Linked DNA regions of Homo sapiens: region 2 is linked to region 1. Evidence: chromatin loops called from intact Hi-C (ENCODE). Cell type or tissue: transverse colon. All regions are shown on one strand. Links, peaks and the distances in the headings refer to the core of each region. The heading gives the core; the rest is flanking DNA. Region 1 has its middle 27 kb from the start of RASAL2-AS1. Region 2 holds the start of LOC105371630 (a long non-coding RNA gene).

Region 1 (2,812 bases), core at 239-2,738:
GGTAGTGGCATACACTCATAGTCCCAGGTACTCTGGAGGCTGAGGTGGGAGGATCATGTGAGCCCAGGAGGTCAAGACTGCAGTGAGCCATGATTATGCCACTGCACTCCACCCTAAGTGACAGAGAGACCCTATTTCAAAAAAAACCCAAAAGGAATGGGGCACATATGAGGGAGAATAATTTAGGAAGGACACCCACATTTTAGACGTAGGCAACTGGTTGTATGGAAACCCAAGAGAAAGAGCAGGTTAGGAGGCAAAAGCAGGTGAATTTGGAGCAAGTGAGTTTGAAGCGCCTATAGGACATCCCCAACTTTTTTGGCACCAGGGACCAGTTTCGTTGGTGGGGTGGAGGGATGGTTTCCGGATGAAACTGTTCCACCTCACATCATCACACATTAGTTAGATTCTCATAAAGAGTGTGCAGCCTTCGCATGCGCAGTTCACAATAGGGTGGATACTCCTATGAGAATCTAATTTCCTCACTAATCTGACAGAAGGTGGAGCTCAGGCAGTAACAGGGGCTCATGGTGCTGCTCACCTCCTGCTGTGCGCCCCAGTTCCTAACAGGCCACAAACCAGTACCAGTCCAAGGCCCAGGGGTTGGGGGCCCCATATCTAAGTGGAAATGTCCAGGAGGTACGTCGATATGTACATATTTTAGGTATGTACATATCTGAGGTATGTAAGCTCACAAGGGAGATCTAGGCCAGAATTATAAATAGGGGAGTCACAGGCAAATAGATGGTAATTTAGGCCAAAGGAATAGATAATCCCACTCAGGGAAAGTGTGTAGATTGAGAAATGAAGATGCCCCAGTACAGAACACCAAGGGGAAAAGATGGCCAGTGGAAGAGAAGCACACAAAAAAAGCATAGCCAGAGAGGTAGAAAGAAAATCCAGCCAAGCAAAGAGAGCAGCTCAAGAGATGGTAAACAGTAGTGTCAAACATTGAGAGGTGAAGAAATAAATGGAGTAAACAGTGTCCCTGGGATTTTGCAAAGGGAGTTTATCGGTGCCCTTGGTGATAGCAGATTGAGAGAAGTGTTGATGGCATAAGCTGAAATGTGGTGGGGGTGAGGAGTGAGTGGGAGGTAGGAAAGTAGTGACGCCAAGTGTAGACAGTTTCTGAAAACTGGCTGAAAAGGGGAAGAGAGAAAGAGCAGAGGCCATGGGAGGGTTTTTGTTTGTTTTGCATTTACTAAGCAAAGATTTGAGCATTTTAAATATTGAAATAATATCATAGGAGAGGGAAAGGTGGAGAAGGAAGAGAGAGGGAGAAATCAATAGGGCAAGATTCCTGAGAAAGTAAAGAGTTTGAGATCCAAAGAACAGGCAGGGGCCTTAGCTGCAGAAAAGAGGAATGCTTCCATAGTCTGGTGGGAGGCCAGGCTTTAGCATGTGGTGGGAAGTTGAAGTGGTTATCGTCGGTTGGCTTGTATTTCCCCTCTCAGTGGGTGTTGAGTCATTAGAATGATGGGGACATGGTTGATGTTCGTGGGTGGGAGGGATGGTTGAAGATTTCTGGAGAATGGAGAAGACGGGAAAATGCTGCTTTGGAGAAAGAAAGGGAACATGTTACAAGGGGCCCAGCTGGGTCTAGAGTAAAGTAGGAGGACTGCCTTCACTGTGACATAGACTTTCAGACAAATTCCCTGCTTTGTATGAGACCTAGAATCTTGCCTGGGAAAGCACTTTATCCTACTCCACAACTAAGTTTGAAACATATGAAGACATGTCAGCTGTTTGTTGGGACATAGCCTAAAAAACATTTCTTGAAATTAATATTAATTAATGATTCATTATAAGTGATATATTTACAGTAAATATGCAGACTCCACAAACATCATCGTTTCTTTCTTTCTTTACTTTTTTTTTTTTTTTTTGAGACAGAGTCTTGCTCTGTCACTCAGGCTGGAGTGCAGTGGCGCGATCTCAGCTCACTGCACTCTCCGCCTCCCAGGTTCAAGTGATTTTCCTGCCTCAGTCTCCCGAGTAACTGGGACTACAGGTCATGCCACCACGCCTGGCTAATTTTTTGTATTTTTAGAGAGACGGGGTTTCACCGTGTTAGCCAGGATGGTCTCGATCTCCTGACCTCATGATCTGCTCGCCTCGGCCTCCCAAAGTGCTGGAATTACAGGCGTGAGTCACCGCGCCCGGCCTATCATTTTTTCTTTAGATTCTATAGTCACTACATCGGTATAACTAGTATACGGAGGTAGAATTACTTGATAGTTAAAAGCACAGACTCTGGAGGTGGTCACCCTGAGGGTGGTCATCCTGGTTGGGCCACCTACCATCCATGTGATCAAAAGCAAGGTAACTGTTTACCTGTAAAATGGGCATGATAAGAACACTTACCTCATAGGGTTGTTAAAGGAGATGACATATTTGGTGTAATAATATTTTTTGATATATTAACTTTTAAGTTATTAACTAATTCTCTTTCTGGAACTGTTCTTTGTGGTATATTCTTTGAAGTAAAATGGGGCAGAGCAGGTTGTGAAACTGGTGAGAAAAAAAAAAAGCAAAAGGAGTCTTCCTAATTTGAGAACCCCTAAACCAATTAAGAAAAGGATATCAGGGGATATACTTTAAGCCATTAGCAAGGGAGGAATTGTCTCTGAGACAACCGACGGTCCCTGAAGAGTAGAAAAGACTCCCTCCTTTCTGGAGAGAAAAGAAAGAAGCTGAGAGAATTGTGTGTGTGTGTGTGTGTGTGTGTGTGTGTGTGTGTGTGTATGTGTGTGTGTGTCTGAGTCACTGGAGAGAAGTCCAGACTTAATCAGAACCAAGCCTGTAAGAATGA
Region 2 (2,812 bases), core at 234-2,733, 50 kb after region 1:
TCTCTTTGCTTGCTTTTCCCTCCTGACTAGAAATAACCTTTCCCTTTTCTGAATTTCTATTAAACTTTGTTTACATTTCTTTTATGGAGCTTTTTTATTATCTAACTTGTCGTATTCTTATTGGTATATATGTTTTATTTTCTTTATTGTAGTAGAAACTGCTCATTGAAAGGGAGCGTTACTCATTTTAATAGTTCACAACTAAAAGTAATGGTTTCTTCAGTGAACACATGCTATAGCCTTATGGAGGTGGGTAGTCTATGAAAGAGTATACCTAGTTCAGTAAATCAGAACTCTTATGCACATTGAGGTATCTACAAACAAGAAGAATCACTAGAGTAGTATAATAGTAGGAAGATTTCTTATGATTCCATTATTTAGGTTATTAACCATTATTAAACATTACTTTTTTTTTTTAAAGGAGGAACTACTTCAGTTAAATATGAATCTTTGCTCAAAGTTTCTTAATAGATTGTTATTTTATTTTATTTTATTTTTTTTGAGACGGAGTCTTGCTCTGTCGCCCAGGCTTGAGTGCAGTGGCACGATCTCGGCTCACTGCAATCTTCACCTCCTGCGTTCACGCCATTCTCCTGCCTCAGCCTCCTGAGTAACTGGGATTACATGCACCCACCACCACGCCTGGCTAATTTTTTTGTATTTTTAGTTGAGACGGGGTTTCACCGTGTTAGCCAGGATGACCTTGATCTCCTGACCTCGTGATCCGCCTGCCTCCGCCTCCCAAAGTGCTGGGATTACCCACCACACCTGGCCTAGATTGCTAATTTTTGTAATTTTTGATTTATCAGTCTGAAAGTGAAGAGCCAAACATAGACTTAAATAATGCCTAACACTTTTATAGGGCTCAATAACTACTTAAAACATTCATACATAATATATCTCATTCTGTTTTCATAACAGACCTGTTAGATGGGTAAGAAAGGTATTGTTCTTAATTTACAGATTTATGCCATATATTGAAGAACACTTATTAAGACATTGGAATGAGGCTATTTTGTGTTTACAAAAATCAAAATATTCCCTTATACTTTCTCTACTAGAGTTAACTGGAAGCATTTGAGTAATAAAGTAATTGATACTGTTGTAAATAGTAATTTTTATGATTTAACCTGAGTAGCTTTTGGGGCTAGCATCTCAATCAGGTGCAGTTTCTGAGATGAACTCAACTCTAACCATTCTGTTTAAGCATTTTATGATGTTTTAATATTTTAGTTTAAAACAGACTTTAAATTTGTCTTTGAAGTAACTAGTAAAGATGCATTTTGAAATAGATTTATTTATGTTTAAAATGTACTTTGAAGGAAATAGTGTGATCTTATAAATAAAGCACAATTAGGATGTGGAATATGCTATGGTCTGAATGCTGATGTCCTCCCCAATTCATATGTTGAAAGTTAATCACCAATGTGATAGTGTTAAGAGGTGGGGCCTTTAGGAGGTGATTCAGTCACAAGGGTGACTTAATCCTTGTGAATGGGATTAGTGCCCTTATAAAAGGGGTGCAAGGGAGCTAGCTGTATGGACTTTTCTGCCATGTGAGAATGCAGCAAGAGGCACTGTCCATGAAGCAGAAAGTGAACCTTCACCAGACACTGAATCTAATGGGGCCTTGATCTTAGACTTCCAGGCCTCCAGAAATGTGAGAAATAAATTTCTATTATTTGTAAATTATGCAGTCTAAGATATTTTGTTATAGCAGCCCAAGTAGACTAAGATAGAATATAATAATATTCTTGGCCAGGCGTGGTGACTCATACCTGTAATCCCAGCACTTTGGGAGGCCAAGATGGGTGGATCACCTGAGGTCACGAGTTCGAGACCAGCCTGACCAACATGATGAAACTCCGTCTCGACTAAATACAAAAAATTAGCTGGGCACGGTGGCTGGCCTCTGTAATCCCAGCTACTTAGGAGGTTGAGGCAGGAGAATCCCTTGAACCCGGGAGGTGGAGGTTGCAGTAGCTGAGCTTGCACCATTGCACTCCAGCCTGAGCAGTAAGAACGAGACTCTGTTTAAAAAAAAAAAAAAGATATATATATATTTCTTTTAACTTGTTTTAGAGCAGTGGTTCTCAACCTTTTTGGCACCAGGGACTGGTTTCATGGAAGAAACCTCCCCTCCACGGATGGGGAGGAGGTGGGTGGGGACGATTCAAGCTCATTACATTTATTGTATACTTTATTTCTATTATTATTACATTGTAATATATAATGAAATAATTATACAACTCACCATAATGTAGAATCAGTGGAAGCCCTGAGCTCGTTGTCGTGCAACTAGATGGTCTCATCTGGGGGTGATGGGAGACAGTGACACACAAAGTGTGTTGCGATCTCAAGCAGTTGATCCTATTCTAGCATGGACAAAGTCAGTTCACCTGGCTTAGTCACAAATGGGTTGTGGATCTATTCCTTTCCAGTTTGGGGATCTTTTGTGGTTGGGAAGTAATACTTCAACTCTTTTGAAAGCTGAGATAGGTGATCACGCACCAGCTGGGAGAAGGAAGGCCCTGGCTTAGTCTCTTTCAAAATCTCTGCTAATGTTTGAAACATTTCAGAAATCCCAATGTTCACTCATCGCCCTCATAGTTCCAGTTTGGCTTTGAATGCAGCCACTTTATCTGCTGACTTGAACACAGTTGTCATTCTCTCCCGAAATGACAGATTGAGTTTGTTGAGCAGGTTGAATATGTCACACAATTGAGCAGGTTTTTTTTTTTTTGTTTGTTTGTTTTTTGAGATGGAGTTTCGCTCTTGTTGCCCAGGCTGCAGTGCAGTGGTGTGATCTTGG

What was found. A loop is a pair of places that touch in the nucleus more often than their neighbours do. Peaks named below come from ENCODE experiments on the same cell type or tissue, not always from the same donor. Only the 100,000 strongest peaks of a DNase experiment are listed, where the experiment ranks them.
Region 2: a loop joins it to region 1, with 5 times the contacts of the local background. A loop is called at or near these places in 4 of 110 quality-filtered maps.

Annotation. Positions count from the first base shown.
Region 1 is chr1:178,066,017-178,068,828 of GRCh38, forward strand. No RefSeq gene overlaps it. Among named protein-coding and RNA genes, the nearest start is that of RASAL2-AS1, 27 kb to the right of the region's middle. RefSeq lists an enhancer at 1,267-1,316. In transverse colon, for the core only: no CTCF peak of the experiment used is centred there; no DNase peak of the experiment used is centred there.
Region 2 is chr1:178,116,127-178,118,938 of GRCh38, forward strand. All of the region lies in intron 1 of RASAL2 (RAS protein activator like 2), which reads left to right. It overlaps LOC105371630 (a long non-coding RNA gene), which reads left to right and starts at 2,203. Exons shown (of 3, transcript XR_922307.2): 1 at 2,203-2,812. In transverse colon, for the core only: no CTCF peak of the experiment used is centred there; no DNase peak of the experiment used is centred there.